Linked DNA regions of Homo sapiens: region 2 is linked to region 1. The links are chromatin loops, found by intact Hi-C in ENCODE. Cell type or tissue: mammary epithelial cell. All regions are shown on one strand. Each heading gives the region's core, and the rest is flanking DNA. Links, peaks and the distances in the headings are about the cores only. Region 1 holds the start of LOC105372448 (a long non-coding RNA gene). Region 2 overlaps SIGLEC5 (sialic acid binding Ig like lectin 5).

Region 1 (16,997 bases), core at 4,014-12,013:
CTGTCACCCACACTGGAGTGCAGTGGCACCATCACAGCTCACAGCAGCCTCAACCTCACGGACTCAAGTGATCCCCCCACTTCATCCTCCCAAGTAGCTAGGACTGCAGGTATGCACCACTATGCCCAGCTAATCATTTATTTTCTGTAGAAATGGGGGTCTCACTTTGTTGCCTAGGCTGGTCTCAAATTCCTGGGCTCAAGTGATCCTCCCACCTCAGCCTCCCAAAGTGCTGGGATTACAGGTGTGAGCCACCATGCCCAGCCAGAAATTTTCAATTTTAATAAGAATTGCCTTCTTGATTCTTTCTTTCACGGATTATATCTTTTGTTTTGTAATTACAAAGTCATTGTCAAACCAAACGTCATCTAGATTTTCTCCTATGTTATCTTCTAGGTGTTTTATAGTTTTGTCTTTTACATTTAGGTCTGCGATCCATTTTAAGTTAATTTTAGCAAAGCATGTAAGGTCTGTTTCTAAAGTTACTTTTTTGCACATGGATGTCTAGTCATTCCAGAACCATTTGTTGAAAAGACTATCTTTTCTCCATTGAATTGCCTTTGCTCCTTTGATAAAGATCACTTGACAATATTAATGTGAGTCTATTTCTGGGCTCTCTTATTCAGTTCCATTGATCTATTTGTCTGTTCTTTTGCCTGTAGTACACTGTCTTGGTTACTGTAGCTTTACAGTATGTCTTGAAATCAGATGGTGTCAGTCCTCCAACTTTGCTCTTCTTGTTCAATATTATGTTGGCTATACTGGGTCTTTTCCCTGTCCATGTAAACTTTAGAATCAGTTTGTTATATCCACAGAATAAATTGCTGGAATTTTTATTGGGATTGTACTGAATCCAAAGATCAAATTGAGGAAAACTGACATCTTGACAATCTTGAATCTTCCTAGCCCTGTACATGGACTATCTCTCAATTTCTTCAGTTCTTCTATAATTTCTTTCATCAGAGTGTTGTAGTTTTTCTCATATAGATCTTGTACATATTTTGTTAGATTTTTACTCAGTGTTTCATTTCTGAGGGACATAATGTAAATAGTATTGTGTTTTTAATTTCAAATTCCATTTGCTCACTGTTGGTATCTAGGAAAGTGATTGATTTTTTTGTACTCTGCAACCCTGCTATAATCACTTATTACTTCCAGGAATGTTTGTTATCCAATCTTTTGGATTTTCTGCATAGATGATCATGTCAGTTGTGAACAAAATAGTTTTTTTTTCTTCCTTTCCAATATGCATACCTTTTTAGTTTGTTTTTAATTGAATTAGCTAAGACTTCAGCAATGCTGAAAACCAATATGAGAGAAGACGTCCTTGCCTTGTTCCTGGCCTTACTGGGAAAGCGTCAAGTTTCCCACTGTTAAGTATAATGTTAGCTGTAGGATTTTTTGTAGGCATTGTTTATCAGATTGAGGAAGTTCCTCTTTATTCCCAGGTTACTGAGCATTTTTAAAAATTATGAATGAGTGTTGAATTTTGTCAAATACTTTTTCTGCTTCTACTGATATAACTATGTGGTTTTTTCATTAGTCTGTTGATGTAATTGATTACATTAATTAATTTTTGAAATTTGAACTAGACTTGCATACCTGGCATGAATAATTTTTATACTTTGTTTTATACATTACATTATAGTAGTTTAGACATTTTTGGGTTTGATTTCCTAATATGTTTTTGAGAATTTTTGCATCTATGTTCATGAGAGTTATTGGTCTGTAGTTTTGTTTTCTTGTAATGTCTTTAAATGGATTTGGTTATTAGGGTGATCGTGGATTTATCATGAGTTAGAAAGTCCTCCTTCTGTGTCTGTATTCTCAAAGTTCCTCATTCTTTTTAATTTTTGCATTGTATTTTATTGGATGAATGTAACAAAATTTAATCTGACCAAATTGCTTTTGATCTTTTGCTCATTACAAAAAAAAAGCTACAATGAATACCTGTGCACACACACATTCCTTTGCATGACTGTGTGTTTGTCTATAGAAAAAAATTACAATAGTTTGTAACCTAAGTGTCTATCAACAGATGAATGAACAAAAAAAAATTGTTCATATACATAATGGAGTACTATTCTGCCATGAAAAATAATGAGACTCTGTCATTTGCAACAACATGGATGGAACTGGAGGTCATTATGTTAAGTGAAATGGATCAGGCACAGAAAGACAAACTTTGTATGTTCTCACTTATTTGTGGGAGCTAAAAATCAAAACAATTGAACTCATGGAGATAGAGAATAGAAGGATGGTTACCAGAAATTGGGAAGGGTGGCAGGAGTCGGGGGAGAAGTGGGGATGGTTAATGCGTACAAAAAGAACAGAAAGAATGAATGAAACCTAGTATTCAAAGGCACAATAGAGTGAATATAGTCAATGATAAGTTAATTATATATTTTTTAAAAACTAAAAGAGTATAACTGGATTCTTTATAATCCAAAGGACGAATATTTGAGGGAATGGATACTCTATTTTCTATGATGTGATTATTACACATTGCATGCCTGATATCAAAGTATCTCATGTACCCCATAAATATATACAACTACTATGTACTATGTACCGACAAAAATTAAAAATTAAAAAAAGTAATACTAAAAAAGATCGTTTGTAATTTAGTTGATTTCTCTGCTCTTATCTACTATCAGAGCTATAAAGCCCATTGCCACATCTTAGGAAGACAACTTTTCTGAAAAACAAATAGTGATCTATTTCTTGACATGAGTGGGAGTACATGAGCATTTTGTTTTACACAAATATATTAATCTTCACGTTTATCTTTTTCTCATTGTGTGTGTTTGTGTGTGGGGTGGTTGTTATAGTCCACATTTTAAAAGCTAAGAGAAATAAGTCAGCTGGATGTAGCGGCTCATGCCTGTAACCCCACCACTTTGGGAGGCCGAGGTGGGCGAATTGCTTGGGCCCAGGAGTTCGAGACCAGCCTGGGAAACATAGTGAGACCTCGTCTCTACTGAAAATACAAAAATTACCTGGGCTTGGTGGTGCGTGCCTGTAGATCCAGCTGAAGGACTGGGGCTGAGGTGGGAGGATAGCTTGAGCCCGGGAGGCGAAGGCGGCAGTGAGCTATGATTGTGGCACTGCACTCCAGCCTGGGTGACACAGCGAGACCTTGTTTCAAATAAAAGAGGAAAAAACGAAAAATAAGTCAATCGAATTCGGGTCCCCTTTTCTTTATACCAGTAAAGCTTCATAGCTCCTGAAATTAGGCTGCTTGAAGCAGGACACCTTTCATATAGGTGCTGCAATTCTCTAAATTCATACTTGCTAGGACAGGGAGGGTCAAAGGCAGCAGGAGGAAGCCATCCCCGGCATGACTGGCTCGGGTCTCCTGGGCTCGTGAAAACGAACTCATTAGACATCGAGCTCCCTCTTGTGGCAGCTAAAAGAAAACACAAGGAAATGCAACTCTTGCTTCACTCAGTTCTGTGACCGCATTGGGAGATAACCCTTGGAAAGCTTGATTATTTGTGGGCTAGCTCGCCCAGAATACATTTCTAAGCACATCTGTACAAGTAACTTTGTTCTTTCAATGCAGAAAGTCCCCTTCATTCCAAAATGTACATTCCAGAGACGGTGGAGGCTAGAGATCTCTCCTGTATCTCATCCCATTCTATGAGTTACCAGTGCCATTAGACGAAAGAAAGTCCATGTAAATGCTTAGGATGCTGGCGACTGTTCAACTGTGATTCCATTCTATCTTTCCATCTCATGCCTCCTGCGGCTCCAAACACCATCTAGTTAACTGCGTCCCGAATGTTGACCTACACTGATGCTGTTTCATCAGAGTCAATTGGGGAGGTGTTTGTTTGTTTGTTTGTTTGTTTTAATATGGGTTAGGTCACTGCAACATCAAAGCATCTTGATTTATAAAGTTTGGAGCAGAGCACAATAATCTGTGTTTAATCACAGATTAACTTTGTTCCCTTTAGGTATTCCCTGGTAAATTGTAATGTGCAATCAGATTCCCCTGTTTTCTTTTTTTGTTTTGTTTTGTTTTTGAGTCAGGGTCTTGCTCTATGGTCAAGGCTGGAGTGCAGTGGTGCAATCATAGCTCACTGAAGCCTCAACCTCACCAGCTCAAGCGATCATCCCACCTCTGTCTCCCGAGTAGGTGGGACCACAGGAACATGCCACCACACGGGGCTTATTTCTGTGTGAGCCACTGCGCCCAGCAATGATTCCCCTGCTTTCTAGCAGTTGAATAAATACTCTTTTAACTAGAGGACATAATAAGAACTAATATTAGACCATGAGAATTAGAACTAATATTACCTCTTGGAAACACGGATATATCTTTATGGTCCACACCATAGAACAAATGGTCTTTTTTATATGCGGTGGTAACACAGCCATTGGGAGGGAAACATGGGGAGAAGTCCTAGTTAGGAAAGCAAATTTGGAGAGTGAGGCTGTGATCGTGAAATCACAGGTGTGGACAAGCTAAGCTGTCAATACTTTGTTCTTCTGAAAGAAGAGGTTCTCAGCAACAGTGAACAGAATTAATAATTTATCAGAAAAAAGTCCCCCATGCCCTTTACACCTCAATTCTTACCACAAATAGCAAACCAACTAAATCTGGATCTGATTTTTGTATGTACACACAAAGCACATAACAGTTACTGAGAAACACAGTGAAAGAGGAAGGACAACCTCTGATACAAAAAGAGCCAATATCGCCTCCAAAAACTATGTCCCTTACTCTCCCTCCCTCAGGTCCTAACACTAACTTCCTGTCCCAATTTGTAGGGAAGTAGGTGCTCAATGGTTCCTCTTGCCCAGTGTGTTCTCTTCCAGTTGAAATGGCAATCTAGGCATAAAGTTTGGAAGATAGAGTCAAAGAATTAACTACTAATGATGGAGATTTTGTGAGACCCACACAGAGTTGGGAGGCTTGCTGGTTGATAAAACTCCTGGCAATTCATAATGTTTCACCTATTCTAAGTCACACTTGAGCTAATATTATACCAGGTTGTCCCTGTGTTAGTTATCTATTGCTGCAGGCAAATCACCCTCAAAACATGGCTTAAAACAATAGTAATCTAATTTACTATCTGTTACAATTTCTCTGGGTCAGGAATTTGGAAGTTTCTGGCTTGAGTGTTTCTGGATTGAAATCTCTCATGAGTTTGTAGTCAGATGTGAGCTGAGGCTGCAATTATCTGAAGGCTTGACTGAGGCTAGAAAATTCACTTCCAGGTGACATAATCCCATAGATAATGAGTTGTTGCTGGAAAGTTGCTTCCTCACCACAGAACTGCTGGAGTAGTCTCATAACGTGGCTGATGGTATCTCCCAGGATGAGTGATCTGAGGGGGAAAGCGTTAAATGGAAGTTTCATTCTTTTTATGAACTACACTTGGAAGGGATATAGCATTACTTCTGCCATACTCCATTGGTCAGGGCAGTCACAAGTCCTGGTCCAGATTGAAGAGGAGGGGGAAAAAATCCTCACTTCTCTGTGGAAGGAGTGGGAGGAGTGTGAATTACCTGTACAGACAACATGTGGGATGAGATAAATATGTAACATAGATATCAGTGGAAAATATAGTCTGCCACTGTCTCTAGAGATCATTCTAGATAGTCAAATCACGGTAAACATTTTACCAGTCACGATGGGTATCTAGACTATGGGAATAGGAATGTAATTTCAAGCCCAGTTTTAAGAAAGGGCAAGATTTTAAAAATTTATATAGGTTATGCTGTTGTACATCAAGTACAATTTCTTCCCAGTTGGCACCTCCTATCCCGTTCTTGTTACAGTCAAAAAACCATAAGAGGAAGTAGATACATTCAGAGAAATCTAGTTTCTATCCTTGATCATTCTAACATGTTTCCTGCTTCTACAGTTTCAGTGGCAGGAACAGAAGCTGTTCCTGGGATCAGCAACATGGACTTTGACTTGCCAAGGCCAATCTGGCTACACTCACTGCTGAGTGCCCAATCTGCCCACAGCAGAGATGGACACTGAGTCCCTGATATGGCACCATTCCCTGGGTAATCACCCAGCTCCCCAGTGGCAGGTTGAACACACTGGACCACTTCCCTTGTGGGAGAAGCAGAGCCTCGTTTTTATCGGGATAGATGTTAACTCTGAACATGAATGTGCTTTCTCTGTACATAATGCTTCTGCCAAAACTATCATCTGTGGACTTACAGAATGCCTTGTCCATCATCATGGCATTCCATACAGCATTGGTTTGATTGTGGGATTAAATTCACAGCAAATAAACTGTGGCAATGGGTCCACACTCTGGAATTCACTGGTCCTACCATATTGTCCATTTTGAGTAGCCGGCTTGAAGGAATGGTAGGATGACCTTTTGAAGACTTACCCAAGTACCAGCTAGCAGGCAATACCTTGCAGGGCTGGAGCAATATCCTTTAGGAAGCTATACATACTCTAAATCAGCACTCAGTGTATGGTGCTCTCTCTCCCATAACTAGAATCCAAGGATCCAGGAATGAAGGGGTAGAAATGGGAATTGTATCACTCATTATTACCTTTAGTGATCCACTAGAAAAATTTCTGCTTCCCATCCTCATGACCTTATGCTGTGTTGGCTCAGAGGTCTTGGTTCCAAAGGAAGAAATGTATCCACCCAGCGACACAACAATGTTTCTACTGAACTGGAAGGTACCACTGCCCATCACTACTTTGGGCTCCTCTTGCTCTGAATCAGCAGGCAAAGAAGGGAGTTACTGTATGGATGGGGTGACTGATCCTGGCTACTAAGAAGGAAATTGGTATGCTACTATATTATATAGAGATAATGAAGAACATGTCTGGAATATGACAGACCCATTAGGGCAGCTCTGAGTACCACCTTGTTTTGTTATTAAAGTCCATGTAAAACCACAGCTCTATCAAGCAGGACTGTAATGCCCCAGATCTTTCAGGAATGAAGGTTTGGGTTTCCCCACTAGGCACAGATGATGACCAACTGAGGTACTAGTTGAGGGAAAATGGAAAATGGATTGAGGAGTGAAAGATGGTAGTTATAAATACTACCATGATCGCAGAATCAGTTACAGAAGTGAAGACTATCATTTTAATGAATATTTCTTATTTTGTCATGAACAAATTTGTGTGTTTCAAAAATTTTTGTTTTCTTTCCTCTTTTGTCTCATTATCACATAACATAAAATGTATTAATAATAGGTAATTTTAAATCATGGTGTTTATATTAGAGGAGATCAAAAAGAAGAGAGAAGGCTGGGTGTGGTGGCTCACGCCTATAATCCCAGCACTTTGGGAGGCCAAGGCGGGTAGGTCACTTGAGGTCAGTAGTTTGAGAACAGCCTGGCCAATGTGATAAAACCCCGTCTCCACTAAAAACATAAAAAGTAGCCTGGTGTGGTGCTGTGCACCTATAATCCCAGCTACTTGGGATGCTGAGGCAGGAGAATCCCTTGAACTCAGGATGCGGAGGTTGCAGTGAGGTGACATTGCACCACTGCACTGCAGCCTGGACAAAGAAAAAGAAGAAGAGGAAGAGGAAGAGGAGGAGGAGGAGAAGTATAGGAGGAGGAGGAGGGGAAGGGGAAGAGGAAGACGAAGGAGAAGGAGGAGAAGAAGAAACATCACCCAAGGACTCTGCATCCTCTTCTGGAGAAAGAGTCAGTGCATTTTTGGCTATAAGGAAGATAGGTGTATCATGTTAGGAGGAAGGAGGACTTTGTTCTTACCTTTCTTTGGAAAATAAACATGATTTAAGGAAACGTGTATGGGTGACTGGATGACAAGAATGGACTGTGAGGGTTAGCTTTGTGTGTCAATGCGGCTAGGCTATAGTGTCCTCCTCATCAAAAATTATTATAGATGTTGCAGTGAATTTCTTTTCAGATATGATGAACATTTACTACCAACTGACTTTAAGTAAAGCAGACTAAACTTTATAATATGAATGAGCCTGAAACAAAAAATTGAGAAATTTTAAGAGCAGAACCAAGGTTTCCATGAAGAAGAAGAAACTCTCTGTGGACTGAAGCATCAACTACAGCCTGGGAGTTTCCAGCCTTCCCTTCCTGATGGTCTGCCCTATGGATTTCAGACTTACTGAGCCAGCTTCCAAAGTCTCATAAACCAATAAATCTCATATATATATATAAGTTCTATTTACCTGGTAGAACCCTGACTGATATATGTTTTCAGTGCTTTCCCCCCAGAGAGGTGGGAAAAAAGGTCTACTGCTCTGTAAAAAACCGAACATAATTATTATTGCTTTAAAATTCCTCATTTGATTCTTTATCATCTGACATCCCAGGTACTTACACTAATTATTTTTATTTATCTATGGAAACTCTGTAATTATGAACTGTGTTTTGAAACGCCAATAATATCTACTTAATTTCTCATTGAAATAAGGCTTTATATTTTGCTCTATTTAAAAACTGTCATATTACTTTTATCGCTTCTGTACTTTCTATTAAAAATCACATATTCTGAGAAAAAACAGAGGAATGATAAAACATTAACTAATATAAATGAGTAGGTATTGAGAGGAAGAGATGGAGGTGGTCTCTCTTTTTCTCTCTCTCTCTCTACTGTATCATTAAATTTTTTGTTATTGCCATCAGCATATATATATGTATATATATGTGTATATATGTATATATATGTGTATATATGTATATATGTGTATATATGTGTGTATATATGCATATATGTGTATATATATGTATATATATGTATATAAAATATGTTCTCTAATCTAACTGAAAAAAAAAAACTCTGTAGCACAAACCTCCTTCTGAACGTTACAACCAATCTCTGTTCTCCTTGACAGCAAATACAAGGGCCACTACCACTTCAGTTCTCTACTTCCTCATTTCACATTTTCACAACAACCCATTCTATATGGGTTCCTTTCCTGATTACTGCACCAGGACTACTCTTATTATGGATAACAGTGACATCTGTTGCCATGTTACCGCACTGCAGGTTCAGACATTTGGTGCTTGGCTAAGAATCCAATGGGGGGAAATCTACCATCTCTCAGGTAACAGTGGAATCTTATGCCCCTAAGCATATATGACTCAGTTGACCAGTCCTTTCATCTTTGAATAGATAATGTTCCTGGTGACATCACTCGTGTTTGGTTTCCCTCCCACCTCAGTGACTTCTCTTTCTCAATTTCCTTGATTGGCCCTTTTCTGACTTTTAAATATTGGTGTACCCAAGGGCCCAATTCTAGACCCCCTCACCTATTTGTGTCAATGTAGTCATCCTAGGTAATTTGTCCCTATAACTTGAAATCCCACCTGTCCATTGATGACCCCTCCCAAATCTCCATCATAATCCACAACCTCTTCTCAGAAGAAGTCCTGACTGGTATCTACCTCCCTCCTCTGCATTTCCACTTGAAAATCTAACTGAAGTATTTTATGTGGCATGACCAAAACAGAACTATCAATCTGATTCTTCCCAAGAAACTGATTGCCATGTTTTCCACATCATTTCCAATTTTAGAAAAAGTCACCACCCTCTACCTAATATCTTAAGTACCAAATATGAGTTATTCCTGATTCTTTTACTGTCATCCATCACCAAATCACATTGACTCTATGTCAGAAACATCGATCAAATCTGTGTGTTTCTTTTCTATGCACTGCTATCACGTGACTCCAATCCACCTCCATCTGGATGACTGTAATAGTCTCCTAATTCTTCTTTCTGCTTCCACTCTTGCTTTGTAGCAATCCATCTTTACAAACCTTTTTCATAGTGTAAGCATCATCATGCTCCTCCCCTGATTAACACCCTATAATAGCTGTCTATTGCACTAATAAAACAAACATTTAAAGCCTTTCTCTAGGAAAGCCTCATATTATCTGGTTCTTGCGTATTCTCTCACGTCATGTTTCTTCTCACTTATTATGATGTAACTACACTAGTAGTATTTTTATTTCTCAAACACACCAAGCTTACTCTTGTCTCACAGTCTTTGTACTAACCACTCCTCTGCCTGGAATATTTCTTCTCTTGAACTTCTGAAACCACCTTTGCAAAACTATGACCGAGACAGTGAAAGAGCTCTAATTTAATCAACTCCATCTTGCTTCTAACCTCCGAGCTGTCCTTGTTCATTTCTGGGTGTAGGCTGAACTGACTTTGGGAAAAACTTAGTTTGTAGTTTAAAACAAAGATGATAACAGCCCTTTCCCAAAGCAGACCTCCTTCTTCCCTGGGGACTAGATTGCCTTGTAGAACTAACATTAGCCACAAGATTAGAAATTATGGTTTAGGAGTCATGCAGCTGGAGGCTACAAGATTCTGACCCTCCCTAAACTGCTCCTAAGATCAGTGTTTGAGATATTTTGCAGACTCTACACTTGATGGATCAGCTGGCACCACCCAGATGGATAAACTGGCTCATCTGATCTTGTGGCCTCCACCCAGGAACTGACTCACTGCAAGAAGACAGTTTCAATTCCCTGTGATTTCATCTCTGACCCAACCAATCAACACTCTTGGCTCCCCGGCTTCCCCCCACCCACCAAGTTCTTCTTCAAAACTCTGCTCTCTGAATGGTTGGGGAGGCTGATTTGAGTAATAATGAAACTCCAGTCTCCTGCATAGCTGGCTCTGCGTGACTTACTCTTTCTCTGTTGCAATTTCCCCGCCTTGATAAATTGACTCTGTCTAGGCAGCCGGCAAGGTGAACCCATTGGGTGGTTACACTTCACATTAGCAGTTCATGTAATTCTGATTTCAGCTCACATGTCACCTCCTCAAGATATTGTTTTCTGAGCCTCTAAGATAAAGTAGCCTCTCAGTCACTCTCCATTCTAGTCCATGAAACTGTACTTATTCTCTTGATAACCTTCATTGCTGCCTTCTGTCAATCACAAAATTACCCTTTTCCCTCAATCTTTACAATCACTGATCTGAGTGCCTTTGCATTTCTCACTCTCTGTCTCTTCATCTATTGAAACAGCCTCTGCATTCACCTGCTATTCTGTGAAAGGGGAGTAGATTTCCACCGAATGATGTCTGCGCCAGTTCTGGTAGAGCTTGGTAAGCATGAGTTAGAAATTTGGAAACCACTGGAGAATGAAGAGCAGGGGAATGTCATGATTTGCTATGTTTTTAAAATTTTTATATTGACTCTGAAGCCGAATAGCAACTTTCAAAAGAGTAAATATTTTCCATTTTAATTAAGTCCAATTTATACTTTTTTCTTCTATGGATTGTGCTTTTGGTGTCGTGTCTATGAACTCCCTGCTTAGCCTTAAGTCTTCACTATTTCTTCTATGTTTTCTTCTAAAAAGTTAGTAGTTTTGCATTTAATATTTAAATCTGTAATCCATTTTGGATTAGTTTTTATAAAGGAGGTAAAACTTAGATTGAGGGTTTTTTGTTTGTTTTTATTTATTTATTTTTTTTCGAGACGGAGTTTCGCTCCTGTCGCCCAGGCTGGAGTGCTGTGGCACAACCTCGGCTCACTGCAAGCTCCGCCCTGCCGGGTTCACGCCATTCTCCTGCTTCAGCCTCCCGAGTAGCTGGGACTACAGGCGCCCACCACCACGCCCGGCTAATTTTTTGTATTTTTAGTAGAGACAGGTTTCACCGTGTTAGCCAGGATGGTCTCGATCTCCTGACCTCGTGATCCACCCGCCTCGGCCTCCTAAAGTGCTGGGACTACAGGTGTGAGCCACCGCGCCCTGCCTAGAATCTCTTACATGTTCTCACTCCTAAGTGGGAGTTGAACAATGAGAACACATGGACACAGGGATGGGGAATATCACACACTGGGGTCTGTCGGGGGCTGGGGGGCTAGGGGAGGGATAGCATTAGGAGAAATACCTAATGCAGATGACAGGTTGATGGGTGCAGCAAACCACCATGGCACATGTATACCTATGAAACAAACCTGCACATTCTGCACGTGTACCCCAGAACTTAAAGTAAAAAAGAAAAGAAAAGAAATTATTCTTCAACTTCACATTCTTCTACTCACTCCAAAGAGTCTATTGTACTCCAAAGCGTCTATTAAGTATGCCCTTAACAAGCTCCCCATCCCCAGAGATATGTTCTTCATCTGGATTTTATATTCCACCAGCTGGGTCCTTGCTCTGGGAAGTTCTAGGTCCTGATCTCCTGGAGAGAGTCACTGTCATGTAATTTTCACAGCAGAAGTTAGCCCAAGGGACAGGAGGAGGAGTAAGAGAACTGAAACCAGTTGGGGAACAGGAAACAGAAAGCAGAGCTCCTTCTGATTTTTAATGGCCCTAAGAACACACCAATATACTACTTGTTTTAATAGCAGTGGATTGTTGTGGGCCCATTTAGGAACTAAAGTACCTGACTGTGTTTCTCAACCTCAGTCTTTGTGGGATGCAGAGATTCAACCCTCTCAACCTAAAGGGCCAAGGAATCTGGGTGTCCAGGACCCTTCTCTCTCCAAGGGTCAAGGTAAAGAGAGGAGCAAGTACTGTAATGATGTCAGAGGCACTGGAACCAGAGCAACTCCATGTTGAATAGTAGCTGGGTAAAATTAGGCTGAGACCTACTGGGCTGCATTCCCAGACAGTGAAGGCATTCTAAGTCACAGGATGAGATAGGAGTTCAGCACAAAAAAACAGGTCATAAAGACCTTGCTGATAAAACAGGTTGCAGTAAAGAAGCCGGCCAAAAGCCACCAAAATCAAGATGGCCACGAGAGTGACCTCTGGTCGTCCTCACTGCTACACCCCCACCAGTGCCATGACAGGTTACAGATGCCATGGCAACGTCAGGAAGTTACCCTATATGGTCTAAAAAGGGGAGGAATGAATAATCCACCCCTTGTTTAGCGTATCATCAAGAAATAACCATAAAAATGGCCAACTAGCAGCCCTCAGGGCTACTTTGTCTATGGAATAGCCATGCTTTATTCCTTTACTTTCTTAATAAACTTGTTTTCACTTTATTCTATGGAGTCACGCTGAATTCTTCCTTGTGCGAGATCAAGAACCCTCCCTTGGGGTCTGGATCAGGACCCCTTCCAGTAACAGAAGAATTAGAGGGAAGCAATGAAAGGCAGAATGAAGACGAGAAGGATGGAGACCAAAACCACTGAGAGATTGAAGGGAGGCAGAGAAGTTGACAGGACAGAGCATCCACACCCAGGCACCCCAAGATTAACCCCATAATTTTTGGCTCCAGTGGAAGCTCATTTGTAGGTTTCTAGTGCAAAGAGGTGGTGGGCTTTCTGAAATATTAGGTTCTATCCAAGGGTATCAGAGTGGTATGGAGATAAATGGGAAGCAGAGACAGAAATAAGGTAGTCCACCTAAAAGCATTATTCCCAAGGCTTTGTGTCATTAAGGCTGTTTACAATTTTAAGTAGTTTATAATTTAAAATTACACCTAACAATGGCTTAAACCAAAGACAACATTTATGGTTTATTTGCTTTCCAAGAATTTTGCAAGTGAGTAGTACTAAATTACTTTCTGTCCAAATTATATCATTTAATAAGTTTATTTTGATCTTTTCACTTTTTCATCACTATTTTGGTGTGTTTTTTTTTTCCTGGAAATTGCCACCTCACGGCCCCAAGATAGCTGCCATAGCTCCTGGTCTCACAATACAGCATCTCATGCCAGGAAGATAGGGATGAAATGAAAAAATACTGAAAATTTTAGATCTGAGGCGAGATATGTTCAGATTTATTTTATAAAAATTTATCTTTGGGTCCTAATAACAAGAAGCATTTTAGAAGATTCCCAAGGAAGGAAGGGTAAGAAGTATAGATGTGTCTAAGAGGCACAAGGAAACCAAAATACTGTGTGTGTGTGATGGTTGGGAGGGGGGAATTAAAATAAGGGAAATGGCAGAGGACACCATTATGCATAAAGGAGAAGGACCCAGATGTCAAGAGAAAAAAAGAGGCAAAGGACCCCACAGAGACTAATTGCCAAACACATTTGCAAGTCTTTTGAAGTCCAATTATTCTTCCTAAAACTGGGTTCCTGGATGCCTCTGCATGTTTCCCATAAACTCTCGTTATTAAAACATAAGCAGTTGGGTATGGTGGCTCACACCTGTAATCCCAGCACTTTGGGAGGTCGAGGTGGACGGATCACCAGGCTGGTCAGGAGTTCGAGACCAGCCTGGCCAACACGGCGAGACCCCATCTGTGCTAAAAATACAGAAATAAGCCGAGCATGGTGGCGCATGCCTATAATCCCAGCTACTCAGGAGGCTGAGGCAGGAGAATCACTTGAACCTGGGAAGTGGAGGTTGCGGTGAGCTGAGATCATGCCACTGTATTCCAACCTGGTTGACAGATCAAGACTCCATCTAAAAAAAAAAAAAAAAAAAACAAAAAACCAAAACATAAGTAGGTTTTCTTTCTTGCTACGAAATGGCCCATGATTAACAAAAATGCCTAGAGGCAAGTAAACAGAATAAGAGTCTTAAAATGAACTTTCACTCCAATGGGGCAAAAATCATCTAAGGATCGTCTCAGTCAGACATGGGTGAGACTCAAAGTATGATTCATCCTGAGGCAAATTCCTCTTCAGCTGTAAGCCTGTTAAATCAGACAATTACGTGCTTTCGAAAATATAGTGGTGGGACAATCTAGGATTGACATTCCCATATCAAAAAGGAGAAATAGGAAGGAAGAAAGGGGAACCAGATCCTGAGGAAGTCCAAAACAATGTGGCAAATACATTTTAAGGCCTCAGTATAATGTTCTTTGACTCCATGTTCTGCTTTTTGGACACATTGGAGCTGGGGTTGGGCCACAACAGCTCTGGGCAGAACCACCATCATGGCTTTGCTGGGTGTAGCTGATGCAGCAGCTCTCAGGGGCTGAAGTCAGGTGCTGTAGCTCCCCAAGGGTGGTATTGCACACAGGTGGCTACACTGTTCTGAGGTCTCAGGGGCAGCCTCACCCCCAGGGTTCCACTGGACATTGCCCTAGTGGAGGCACTCTGTGGTGGCCCCATCCCCGCTGCTGTACTGGGCATTCTCTTAATGCCATCATATTGGGGGAGGGACTCTCTGTGGAGAGACAGAGAGTCTCTGGAGACAGCCCTCTCCCTGAGTTGCATGCCTGCGACTCCAGGTAGCACCTTCCTTCAAAATCTAAGGGGAGGCAGCCACAACCCCGCAGCTCATGCACTCTGTGCCCTGGTGGAGATGACACCACACAGATGTAGCCTTGGCTTACAGCCTGTGCCATCCAGAGAAGTGGCCTGAGCCGCAGTCTGGCGTGCTTGAGCCAAAGCTTGGAAGGCCAAGGAGTGCTATACTGGAATATGGGGAATACAATCTTGAAATTGTTTGCCGCCAAAACCTTGAAATTGTTTGCATTCTGTGCCTGTGATGGGCAGGGAAGATGTGAAGATCTGTGAGATGCCTTCAGAGTCATTCTTCCATTGTCTTGATGAATACTATCTGGCTTCTATCCATGCTAATCTCCGTATCAAATGTTCACTTACCCACACCATTGGTGTTCTCCCCTGAACATACTTTTGCACTTTTTACAGGCTGAGAATTTTCCAAATCTTTAGGTTCTACTTCCTTTTTGATTATAATTGCCTTTTTTTTTTTTTTTTTTTTGAGATGGAGTCTTACTCTATCACCCAGGCTGGGGTGCGCAGTGGCGCGATCTCGGCCCACTGCAAACTCTACCTCCCAGGTTCAAGCAATTCTCTTGCCTCAGCCTCTGAGTAGCTGGGATTACAGGTGTTCACCACCACACCCGGCTCATTTTTGTATTTTTAGTAGAGACAGAGTTTCACTATGTTGGCCAGGCTGGTCTCGATCTCCTGACCTCATGATCCACCTGCCTCGGTCTCCCAAAGTGCTGGGATTACAGGAGTGAGCCACCGTGCCTGGCCTATAATTGCCATTTTTTATGTAACTCTTTTCCTGCATTTTACTATAAGCAATCAAGAGAAGCCATGCCACACCCTCAATGCTTTGCTTAGATGTAACTTCCACCAAACATCTTATTCCATCACTCAGAAGTTCTACCTTCCACAAAGCACAAGGACACAGACACAATTCAGCCAAGTTCTTTGCCACTTTATAATGAGGCTGTCCTTTCCTACAGTTTCCAATAATATTTCTCATTTTCATCTGAGATCTCATCAGAATGACCTACTTCTACATTTCTACCAATACTCTGATCATTATTGCAATCTTCTTCTGAGCCTGTAGCAGAATCACCCTCAACGTTACATTCATGGAAATGTAGAGTTTTTTCTAGCACTCACAAACTCTTCCAGCCTCTCACATTACCCAGTTCCAAAGCCATTTCCACATTTTTAGGTATTTCTAATTATAATACCTCTACTTCTTGGTACAAATTAGTCTTTTAGCCCATTTGACCTGCTATAACAAAATCTATTAGAGTAAGTTATGATCCACATAAATTTATTACTCACAGTACTGGAGGATAGAAAAACCAACATTAAGGCTGGGCACAGTGGCTCATGCCACCATAATCTCAGCAGTTTGGGATCGCTTGAGGCCAGGAGTTTGAGAACAGCCTGGGCAACATGGCAAAATCCCATCTTTAACAGAAAAAAAAAAAAAAATTAGCCAGGCATGGTGGCACATTCCTGTAATCCCAGCTGCTTGAGAGGCTGAGGCACGAGAATCCCTTGAACTCAGGAGGTGGAGGTTGCAGTGAGACGAGATTGCACTGCTGCACTCCAGCCTGGGTGACAAAGCAAGACTTTCTCTCAAAAAAAAAAAGGAAAGAATAAAAAAAGAAAAACCAAGGTTAGGATGCCAACAGATTCCATGTCTGATGAGGGCCCATTACTCATAGACAGCGCCTTCCATATGTCCTCACATGGTGGAAGACAGACAAGCTCCCTCAAGGCTTTCTTACAAAGGCACTAATCCTATTTATGAGGGTGCAACCATCACGCTCTAATCTCCTCCCTATGGTCCCGCCTTTTAATACCATAACCTAGGGGGTTAGGATTTCCCATACAAATCTGGGGAGGGGAGAAACAAACA
Region 2 (12,047 bases), core at 4,048-12,047, 170 kb before region 1:
AAATTACACAGAATGTGTGAATTTATATCAGGGGGTACTAGTGGCGGGGAAAAGGTGGGGATTAAGGAAACGTTTCCTGAGTGAACTGAGACCCGAAGGCTCAGTGAATAACCAGGTGAAGGATGAGTTGGAGTTTGGGCGGGGGGTGTTCTGAGCTGAGGTCACAGAGAGGCAAAGGCCTTGAGGAGGGGAAATATGACCAACTTGAGAAGCCCGAAGAAGAACAGCATTTTAATATACAGACTCAAGTATAAGATGACAAAATGCAGAATAAACGTAGTTTCCATTTAAATTGTATGGCGACTGGTGTGTATGTATTCATTAACTTTCTTTCTGGTCTTTGTAAATCGCGTGATCTGCATTCCCAGAGACACTTGTGTCTACAGCTCTCTTGAGAATCCCCATTAGATGGCCCTTTTTTCTCCTGTGTAGTCTGAAATACAGTTTTAACTGAGGCTGAAATGGTGTTTGCAGCTTAAAGCACTTTTACCCGCTATGTGGAAAGAGAGCTAGCGAAGGGCTTGGTATACAGTAGGTGGATGGCAAATGAGGGCTCCCCCCAAGGAGCTTGTTTGTGTTCCCTTCAGGTTTTCTGTCCACCTCCAGTCTCCTTCTGGTTGCTCCATGGTGCCCGGGAGTCTCCATGGTCCGGTTTCCCCATCAGTATCTGTTCCCCCTCCCCCTGCCCCTCTCTGTCTTGGGTCCTGGCGGCCCCGCTGTGCCCTGGGTCTCCCTTCCCCGTCTCTCTCTGGGTCCTGGTTACCCACAGTGTCCCAGGGGTCTCCATGGCTCTGTCTCCCCCTCTCTGTCTCTGGATCCTGGCTGTTGCACATTGTTCGGAGGTCTCCATGGCTCGCTCTCCCCGTCGCCGTCTCTCTCTCTGGGACCTGGCGGCCCCACTGTGCCCTGGGTCTCCGTGGGTCTCCCCTCCCAGTCTCTCTCTGGGTCCTGGTGGACCCTTGGTTCCTCGAGGGGCTCCCTGGCCAGCAGCGCCCTCCGCGCCGCACCTCACCCTCTCCCGTCTCTCCCCACCAGGTCACAACGCCGACGACATGGTGGACACCGTGCTCATGAACTTCCTGCGGGGCGGCTGGCCCGGGGCGGGGGCCTGGGCTCTCCGGGCTAGGGGGGTGCCCTTCCGCGCTGCCGCCCGCTGCAGTTCGCCTCGCAGGAGGTGGTGCCGTACGGGCACTTCCGCCGCCTCGACTACTTCTCAGAAGAGAGGAGCGCCCGGGACCTGCTCAAGCGCCTGGAGGCGCCGCGGCCGTCGGCGGTGCTGGACCTGGTGCACTCGGCCGAACGCCTGGCGCTGGCCTCGGCCGCGCGGCCCCCGCGCCCCGGCGCCTGCCCCCGCTGTGGGGCGCTGGCCAGCCGCGCGCTCTGCCAGGCCTGCTCCCTCCTGGACGGCCTGAACCGCGGTCGGCCCCGCCTGGCCATCGGCAAGGGCCGCCGGGGGCTGGACGAGGAGGCGACGCCGGGGACGCCCGGGGATCCGGCCCGGGCCCCCACTTCCGAGACCGTCCCCACCTTCTAGCGACTCCGGGCCTCCCGCCGGGATCCGACGCGCCCGGGTGAGGTCTGCCTGTAAATGACACTGTGAATAAACCCGTTACCTTACCTGGCCTTCCATGTGAGGTGGGAGGGGGATGGGGGCCCAGTGACCTGAAACCCTGAAGCTGGGACCCCAGACTTCGGGGTCTCAGGGAGGAAGGGTCTCGAGCTGGCCTTCTGGCTCTGAGGGAGGAGGGGGCTGGGGGGCCATCCTAGGTCTGAGAGAGGAGAGGACCAGGACTAGGGCTAGAGGAAGTGGGGCTGGGGACCCCAGGCATCTGTGGCTGAGGAAGGAGGGCCTGGGGTCGTGGACTCCTGGATCTCAGGGAGGAGGGGGCTGAACACCTTGTGATTCCTGAGCGAGTGGGGGTTGGTTGGGGACCTCCTGCCCAGTTCTCTGCTGGTTCTGGGTGCGCTCAGCATGGTCCTGACCCTCCTTGAGCACCAGATTCCTGATGTTTCCTGTTTGCCCGCAGTGGGGTAAGCGGAGTGACGTGACTTGATGGACACACGCCATTCACAGCCCCCGTCACGATGCCTCCCTTCCAGCGCTTCGTGTGCAGCGCGTGCTGCACCCTCATTTCGTCTCCTCCACGGCCTCACTGGCAGTAGCCTGAGCCGCAGTAACTGACCTGGGGGCTCCCACCAGGTTGGCCTGGCTCCAGAGCTGTCAGAGATTTTGGGATTGCCTTTCCCCCATGCTATCCTGTCCTCATCCATCACCACCTGAATCTCCCTTGCCGTCTCTTGTCATAGGTAAGGAGGGGCTGGTGGGCTTTGCAGACCTCTCAAGCTCTGAAGGCAGAGCTGCGCGAGCCTGAATCGCCGCTTAACTCTTCTGACCTTCTATTTCCTCCTCTGAAAATAGAAGCAACCCTCCCTCTCCACTCCCCCGACATCAGGGTACTCTTGGGAGGATTCAGTAACTTGGTTGTTCATATTAAGGTTTGGCCACCAGGGAGCTTTTAGTTTCAGGATTGCTGCTCAGCTGGTCCTGAAAGGAGTGAGGCCCAGAAACTTCCTGCCTAACCTGTGGGAGATTTGGTGTTCTCAGTCCCACCTCCGAGCTTTGCTGGCTTGCCTCCCTAGTCAGGAATGCCTTCCCTTTCCCATCTGCCTGCTCAAACCCTCCAGGGTCCTTACAGAAAGAGGACCTTCCTGATTCTCCCCTCCCACCCAGTCCAGGGCGTAGGGATCTCCCAAACCCCACCCCATAGGTCCCCCACCCATAGGTCCTGTCCTGACTCTGTGGCCTTCCCACCGTTTTGGGTTATGCTCTCCCTAATTAGACTGATCATTAAGGGCAAAGACCAGACCTCTCTCCCCATCGGACAATAACAGCATTATTCATCCAAGAAACACTTATTGAGCACCTAATGTGTGCAGGGGCTGTTCTAGGCACTGGTGAGAGAAAAAAGACAGAGTCTTTCATGGAACTTAGGGCCTTGTGGGAAAGACACCTATATAATGTCAGATAATTAGTGCTGTAGATAAGAAATAACATAAAGGGAAAAGGTGTAAAGAGCTGTTATTTTAGTTTGAAAGGCCAGGGCCTCTTTGAGAAGGTGACTTTGGGGCAGAGATCAAACAAAGCAAGCGAGGTTTCTAGCCATGATAGAGAAGCTAATGTCAGAACAACACTTCCACACTAAGACTGAGACCAAATGGAAAAACAGTACACACATACACACACAAAAACAATCTGATGACATTGGAGAGCTACCAAGTTGGCCAGGATCGCAGAGAAAAGGGAAGCTCATTCTCCTGGAGGGGCCAAAAGGCTAAGGAAGCAAGCAGAAAGCAGAGGATAAGAAGATGGGAACCTGAGTTGAGCTTTCAGCAGTGTTATGGCTGGGGCTGGAGACAGAAATCATGGTGGCCAGGTGCAGTGGCTCATGCCTATAATCCCAGCACTTTGGGGTGCCAACGTGAGAGGATCTCTTGAGCTCAGGAGTTTGAGGCCAGCCTGGGCAACATACAGAGACCCTGTCTCTACAAAAAAAAAAATTAATAAAATTAAATAAATACAAATAGATCATGGAGCCTGGTGCTACCAAGGTAGACAGGACTTGAGGGACCAAAACCCTGGAAGGAAGGGAAGATCACTGAGGTGAGCCCAACATGTTTAAACTCTCCTCTCAGCAGTCTGATGGAACTGGGTAAGCCAAATTTGATGTTCCGGGTCTGATAAGGAGAGGCCCAGTAAACACCCCAAACCTTCCATTAGAACTCAAGAAGGGTTACAGATTAAAAGTAAGGGTCGGCCGGGCGCAGTGGCTCACACCTGTAATCCCAGCACTTTGGGAGGCCAAGGTGGGCGGATCACGCGGTCAGGAGATCGAGACCATCCTGGCTAACACGGTGAAACCCTGTCTCTACTAAAAATACAAAAAATTAGCCGGGCGTGGTGGCGGGCGCCTGTAGTCCTAGCTACTCAGGAGGCTGAGGCAGGAGAATGGCGTGAACTCAGGAGGTGGAGCTTGCAGTGAGCTGAGATCGCGCCACTGCACTCCAGCCTGGGAAACAGAGTGAGACTCCGTCCCCCCCGCCAAAAAATATGGGTCAACTGGGAGTAGACCTGCCCACAAAAAGACCAAAACCCATCTTCAAACTCACTCAGCCTGGGGCTGGCTTAAGGGATCTGTCCCTATTCCACTTGCCAGAAAGCAAAAATAGGGTAGCCCTAGCCACATGAGCCGATTTATCTTTAAATTAATTAAAATAAAATTAAGGATTAAGTCCTCAGTCACCCTAAACACCTTTCAAGTGCTCCTTACCACCATATTGAACAATGCAGACACAATGCCTCCATCGTCATGAAAGTTCCATCGCACAGTGCTGTTCTAGACTGTACTAGAATCCAGAGGAGGAAAATTTCAGTCAGAGCTCAAAAAAATCTCTGCAGTTTTTCAAACAAAATACTAGAAATTCAACTAAAAATTAAAAAGTTGACAAGCATGCCAGGAGATATGACAAAATTGTTGAATACCAAGAGGCTGGGCATCAAGCACAGATGTATTTACAGGTGTTCTAGATATGAGTTTTAGGTATGGACTTTAATTGTCATCACGTAAAAACAGATGCTAAAATGGAGAGTTTCACCATTGTATTGGATTACATTTTTAAAAGAACCATTAAAATTGTGAATGTGATTAATAATAATAACCAGGCAGAATGGAGTAACTAGTACCAGACTTACCCTCCTGCTGTAAACAACTATAAAATAGCATAATGTATTAGGCAGTTTTCCCTGCTTTGCTCCACATGCAGGCCATCTTCCCAATTGCCAGCCCTGGGGATGACCAACACCAGCCTCAAATCTACCACCACCTGCTTGGCTGTGTGCTTACAGAGGTAGTAGCTACGCAGGCAACAGTTTTCCATAGAACTTTCTGAGATCCCCCTTTGGGGGTCCCATGGTAACAATGGGCATACTTGGCTTTTCATATATCCCTGCACGCTCTGTCTTGCCTACCCACACCTGTTCTTCAATGGAACTGCTTAATGATGCTCTCATGATCATCCTGCCTTCTCCAAAGCATCACTTTCCAGCTCTACCACATTTGCATTAAGTTCTAGGTCCTCTAGTGAGCGCTCTATTCTCATAAAACTCTTGGCTGCTGTTTCCCTGGCCACACTCTTGTCTGGTGGAGTGATGAAAACCTATGGAGATAATTTTAAGCTCTGGGTCACATTATCCTTCTTCAGGGCATATTTACTGTTGCTTGTGGCAAGCCGACCACTTCAATTTGATCAGATATTGAGGAAATTTGGTCTGGCTTTAATCCTTATGAGGTATCATCTAGTTCCAACTCATCCTTACTCTACAAGGTCCCAACCACAGCACTACAGTGTTTACCATGGCCCTTTTTCCTTGGCAAGCCCTCAGCCATAACTTTTATCATTCTATCCCCATGAGATTCAAATGTTCTACTTAGCTTTTCAGTCTATGCTTGGAATCAGCAACCTGTTTCATCCAAAGGATTGGGTTGTGGAAGACATGAAGGACCCTGAGCTGAAAGCAGAGGACCCAGCTCGGGGCTGATCCACAGGCCACTCCTGGTACCATACCCTCCTCTGTTCCCCAGGTCCTCCCTCTCCCTGCAAGTGCTGACCCAGACACCTGACATTCACATCCTAGGTATCCTGGAATCTGGGTGCAATGGGGCTCTGACTTCCCCATGTCAGAGCCTGCTGAGGATATAGGACACCCAAGAACTGTTACTGGGAATGGGTCACCCTGAGACACACCTCCCTCCACCCCCACACACACTTATTGTGGTTGTGATGATCAGAAGAGCTTGCACCTTGCACTTTTCTCACTCCAGGATCCCCAGATGGACCCAGATCCAGTTCGTGGCTATTGGTTCTGGAAGGGGGCCATCCTCACCTGGATCCTCCAGTACCAAACATAACAGAGTCTAAAATGTGAAAGAAGAAGGCAATGGCAAATCTACCTTCTCTGAGGCCTCCAAACTCGCAACTGGCCCTCAAGGATGAGAGGTGCTCAGATATGGGACACGGGAACACCTAAGCTCTCTGTAAGTAGAGTAGTACTCTACCTTTCACATTTAGAGGTTATGTTTTCTATTTGTGACAATATCTCACTAAAAGTCTTCTCCTCATGAGGGAAAAATGTCATGCTCCCCTCCTTCTTGGCATCTCTGTTGCTCAGTGAAGGTCCCCAAGGAGGTGGAATCAGCCTACGGTTCTTGGTGTCTCTTCTGCAGCTTTTGACCTGGTCTATTTGTGGAAATAGGAGGATCATGGAAATGGAAATGTTGACCTCTTCCACAAACCAAAAGACATAGGCTCTTCTAGAGTAAACACAAAAATTTCAAGATGAGAGATCAAAGCATGAGAATACAGAGGCAGTTTGTCCTGTACCACATCTTCAAATCTCAGACCTGCAGCTTCTATCCTGCATATTTCTCCAAGCTGTACCCCAAAATGATGACGAAGGACCTTCTGTGAAGTCACATTTCCTGCAATCCTCTTGTCCCTGCACCTGCACAGCAGGGGCAACAGCAGCATCTTGGGTTTGGAGGGGGGTGAGTCTGGGACTCCTGACATCGCCTGATGAGTCTCTTCTACCTGGAGATCAAGGCAGCTACAGAAAGAGCACAGCTAGAGACTTTTCCTGGATTGAGCTGCTCCAAGTTCCTCTCTCTGTTAGGAGTCCTCTTCCCTCAAACAACTACCAGGGAAGTGAAAGCTGACCTCCTTTTACCCCAGGCCTACTGATAACCTGTTCAGTGCCCCCTGCCATCTCATTCCTCACTCAGATGTTGCCTCCTCCAGGCATCCATTCCTACCTCTCCTCAGAAAATGAATGGGGCATGCCCCACCTCTTCTCTGTTCACTTGGAACTCGGAGATCTCTCTCAGAGCAGAAGAGTGTAGGAGCCCTGAAACTGAATCTTCTGCCCCTCCACCCATCACACAAGAAGTCACGAGAAGGTGGAACTGAAACTCACCTGCAAGGGGGGCCCTTCATGGTCAGAGACGGTGACTCAGAACTGAGGCCCTGGCTCCAGCTTCACACTCGACTGTGATGTTTGTGGTTTTTCTGGTGTCAATTTGAGTTCAGAAAGTCACTGAATTTTTGTATGTCTCCTCGCTTATTCTCAGGTTTCTGATAAGCCCTTCACTCACACCTTCAGTGTGAGTTTTGACTTCTTGACAGTTCCTCCAGCCCTATGGGCCTCCCATCTTCACAGTATTTATCAGATCTCTCCCTCCTTAACGCACATCCATTTTACCCTGACATTGCCTTGCCTGTTCTGCCCTTCATGACAACTCTCTCCATCCTGTGGTCCACTGAGGCCCCAGGATCCTTTTCCTAGTCTAAACACTTACTATTCATGTAGAATGAAGGAAAACTTAGAATTTATTTCTGTGACCCCTCAGCTCCAAATATAACTTCACAACCAGCCTTCTAATAGATCCTTCATTCCTTCATTTGAGCTGATTCAGGATTTGGCACAGAGTCAGGTATGGAAAAGGATCACATATCATGTTCTGTTTTTCAGAACACCATGACAGGACAAATAAGGGATTCAAAGCAAGAGCAAATTATCAACTCACTGGAAAAGGAAGGGAGGAAGAGATGGAGCCTACCACATAGAAGGTTTCCTGGAAGGAGTGAGGGCAGAGTCAGCCCAGAGAGGCAAGGATCCCAGTGGCCTGTGAGAAATGCACCATCTCTCTGAAGTTAAGTCTTCTCTTCCCTAAAATGAGGGGGACTTCAGAAGAAGACTGAGGAGGAGTTTGAATGTCCTCTGACCAGCACCTCTGTCCTGCAGCACAGAATGTAACCAACTCTGCTTTCCAACCTTCTTACCTCTGCATTTGAGACAGGACAGAGTTCTGCTCCCAGGGGGCGCTCCACCCGCCATGCCCGATTTGGGGAACAACTAGCCCAGGGTTGGCGCTGTCCATGGTTCTGCACCACAACTGTGCTCTGAGTTCAGGAAACTCCCAACTCTGCCATGGACACGAATTTACAAGCACACGGTTCTGAGCTGTAGGCCAGCGGGGCACCTAAGTCAGAGAGGCTTCGAAAAGGCTGGGTCCCTTTTGGGAAGGAGAGGCCAGGGAAAGAGACTTATCGCTGTGCTTTTCCTCTCACTCCTCTTGTTGAGCTAAGGATCATTCTTTTGAATTGTAGTACCGGCCTGGCTAAGGGACAGGGAAGAACAAGGTATTTTTCTGAAGTTCCAGATTATGCTGATGTTGCTGGCTCTTGGACCACGCTTTAAGTAGCAAGTCCGTGCCTGGATCTCCTCTCGGATAAGGGTTTAGGAAAGAGATGGACATTCACTGAAGCTCCCCAAGTTCCAGACTCAGGGCTGTGCTTTTCTATATATGCCTCATTTAATCTTCATAACCAACCTAAGAGAGGTTTGGTTAATAATTCTCATTTGACAGAGTGGGAAACAGAGACTGGATGTATACGCGATTTCATGGGGTCTCACATTATTGGTGCATATATATATGTGTGTGTGTGTGTGTGTGTGTGTGTGTGTATATTTTTTTTCTTTTTTTTTTTTTTTGAGACAAAGTCTCACTCTGTCACCCATGCTGGACTGCAGTGTCATGATCTCAGCTCACTGCAGTCTCAACCTCCAGGGCACAAGTGATCCTCCCATCTCAGCCTCCTGAGTAGCTGGGACCACAGGCACCTGCCACCATGCCCAACTCATTTTTGTTTATTTTTTGTAGAGATGGGTTCTTACTATGTTGCCCAGGCTCTTCTTGAACTCCTGGGCTCAAGCGATCATCCCATCTCAGCCTTCCAAGTAGCTAGGACCACAGGTGTGTGCTTCCATGCCCACTAACTTTTTTTTCTTTTTGTAGAGACAGGGTCTCACTACATTGCCAGACTCGTTCCAAACACCTGGGCTCAAGTGATCCTCCTGCCTCACTCTCCCAAAGTGCTGGGATTACAGGCATGAGCCACTGAGCCTGGTGATATTTTCCACTGTGATGTTGTCAAATCTATCAAGATTTTTGGTAAGAAGGATGAGTTTTTATTAACTTTTTGTCATAATCTCCTTAAAGAAAATTATTTTTTCTTCAAAAAATTTAAGAAAAGATGACTATCAGAAGATCAGACATTTCCTAGCTTGCAATATTTTTCCATGTTTGTGTTATCAGAAATATACTTACCATTCACATTGTGTGATCATCTGTTATGCTGAGAAATAGAACATGCGGGCACCCCAGGAATCTTAGAACCCCTCTTTGTTTCCCACCCTCCCTGACCTTCTTATGAGTACCACCTTGCTGATATTTGGGATTATCCTTTTCCCTGCCTTTGCCCATAAGCATAATACCTGTGTATATATTTTTAAGCAAGAATAATTGCTTTAAACATTCACACAAATGGAACAATGTGGTAATGTGTATTTTGTATGGCCAAATAGGACTGCACTAGCTTTCCTTTTATTAATGTCGGCATAATATACTTTCACTTTTGGCCTTCTCTATCCTTGTACTTTACGTGTATATGTTGTAAAGATCATATACTTGGAATCCATCCAAGTGGACTCTGTTTTAAACTGAAGCATTTATCCAATTATATTTAACATAAATATCCCATGTTATATTTTGTTTTCTGTATGTGTCACCAATTCTACATTACTTTATTTCTCCGTTTTGTTTGTTTGTTTTGTTTACTAAGTAATTTTGTTGTTGTTTGGCTTTTTGTTTGTTTTTTGAGACAAGGTCTCACTCTATCACTCGGCTTACTGCAGTCTCCACCTTCCGGGCTCAGGTGATCCTCCTGTCTCGGCCTCCCAAGTAGCTGGGACTACAGGCATATGCTACCATGCCTGGCTAAATTTTTTGTACTTTTTTGTAGAGGTGTGTTTTGCCATGTTGCCTAGGCTATTCTTGAACTCCTGGGCTCAAGTGATTCTCCACCCCTCGGCCTCTCGAAGTGCTAGGATTACAGGTGTGAGCCACTGCGCCTGGCTGGTTTACTAAGTTTTTAATAGTATACCTTTAGTGATCACTAGGTTGAAAGTTATATATTATGATTCTGTTCTTTTAGCCGTCATGAGAAAAATTTACAGCATGCCTTATTAACCTATCAAAGTCTTTAGTAAATGAAAACCTCTCTCTCCTCCTGGATAATATATGGATATTGGGACATGTAAAATACACTTACCTTGGTACTTAACTATTGTGATTGTCAGGAATTCTAAACTATCTTTTGTTTTTATTAAAGCTCCCCCATTTACTTGCTCTGAAAGATCATTATTGCTTTCTCATTTTTGAGTTGACTTTACTGAGTATAGATTGCAAATTGATGTTAGAAATAGTATTTGCCTTCTTCTACTCTCCAGGTTGCTACTGATAATTCAGTTGTCAATTAAATGACTTTTCTTTTGAAGGTGATCCTTTTTCTCTGGTAGCTGTTCAGATTTTTTTCCTTGTCTTCAGTTTTGATTCAGCCTTACCTTGACACAAACCCAATGTAGGGATGGTCTCTTTTGACATTTGCAACCTTTCGCTGGGCCACAGACTTAACCTTCATTTCCAGAGCCACATGCAAGACCAAAGAACCAAAGCTTCCTTTTTCAATATGAGCAAATGCCCCTGGGAATTTTGGCTTAGTGATTCTGCTTACTTCTCTGGGTTCAGCCTTTCCCCAGAATTTTGGCCTAAGTTTCCATTTTCTTTTCAGGCATTCTATACTATTTAAGGGAAGGATTCTTTTTCTACTCATTTTTTCCCCAAAAGATTTTATTATTTTCAACACAAGGCTTGATCAAAATTATCTAACCTGTCATAACCAAAACAGTAGTCACAATTCACCTTCTTTACAGTGATGAAAATGAAGTTTGGGTGGTAGATATTGAGAATCAATGTCCTCCCAGTACTCCACTGGAATTATCCACTCATTTCCTCATGACCACTTGCTGAAGTTTCTAACATTGTCATTTATCTGGGTTTGGAGATACCCTAGATAAGTAACTGGAGAATTTTTAGCTGCTTTTGGTTTAGCATTTTAAAAAATAAATTAGTTCAATTTTAGAGGAGGGAGAGTATAAGTTCTTTCTTCAGTCCACTCTTCCAACTCAAGACCACCCATTAACTCATGTTTGGAGGAAAAGATAGTGTAAGCCAGATGAAAGCAAGGAGGCATGGCTTCCAGGAGGAGGAATCTCAAATTGCAAAGACAGTGTGGTATGAACCAGCATGAAAGGCTTAAGGAAGGGTTAGGCAAGAGGAAAGTATAAATGAATAGATAGCAGGGAGATCATGAAGGACTTTATGTGTCAGGGGAGATGCTTGTGATATATTGTCTAAGGCCAGGGGGCCGTGAATGGGTTTGGGCAGGAAAGAGTTAGACTCAACTCTTTGGCTGTTGGAAGGATTCCTATGGGTCTCATAAATGAAGGACTGGAGCCAAAGGAATATGATGCAAGGATTGCAGGTAAAAGTGGGCAAAGATATGACTCTGGCAAGGATATAAGATCCCACATCATGAACCAAGTGCCAGGCTGAGGGGCTGGTCTTTCCTAGGGAGTCTTCGAAGAGTTTTGGGAAGGGGAGTGACACCAACATATTGCTGCCCTGTTTTTTGTGCCTGGTCATCCCCAGCCTTGAGAGAACTTGCCAGCAGGACCTTTCTATTCAAGGAAGAGAGACCAGAAAGCACTGAGCACAACGCCCTGTTCCAGGACCCATGTTGGTTGATTTCCATGTGTTGATTTCTTTAATGTTCACAACAACCTTTGAGGTAGCATGCATGATCTCTGATTTACAGAATGGGAAACTGAGGCACAGAGGGATGCAGTGAATTGCTTGATGACAGTGCCAGGGCCTAGATTTGAGCCCACCTCTCTAATTCCATCTGCTTGGAGCACTTAAACATCAGTTAATGTTAACATTGCCACAAGGGCTCTTCGTGCTTCAGCAAGTGGTCCCTGACTTGTCCTTTCCCCCAGACAGGCTGTGGCTCCTCCAGCCAGGACTGAACTCTGG

Evidence for each region. Peaks named below come from ENCODE experiments on the same cell type or tissue, not always from the same donor. Only the 100,000 strongest peaks of a DNase experiment are listed, where the experiment ranks them.
Region 2: it touches region 1 in a loop (13-fold over the local background); 10 of 110 quality-filtered maps call a loop at or near these places.

What each region holds. Positions count from the first base shown.
Region 1 is chr19:51,774,646-51,791,642 of GRCh38, forward strand. It overlaps LOC105372448 (a long non-coding RNA gene), which reads right to left and starts at 8,964. Exons shown (of 3, transcript XR_936049.2): 1 at 8,775-8,964; 2 at 6,532-6,701; 3 at 5,054-5,336. RefSeq lists a silencer at 3,171-3,465. In mammary epithelial cell, for the core only: a CTCF peak has its summit at 8,963; DNase peaks (open chromatin) are centred at 8,996 and 10,526; H3K27ac peaks cover 1,290 bases.
Region 2 is chr19:51,600,176-51,612,222 of GRCh38, forward strand. It overlaps SIGLEC5 (sialic acid binding Ig like lectin 5), which reads right to left. Exons shown (of 9, transcript NM_003830.4): 9 at 10,785-12,047. It also overlaps the pseudogene LOC339352. Among named protein-coding and RNA genes, the nearest start is that of LINC01530, 12 kb to the left of the region's middle. RefSeq lists an enhancer at 6,879-7,238. In mammary epithelial cell, for the core only: a CTCF peak has its summit at 7,944; a DNase peak (open chromatin) is centred at 7,986.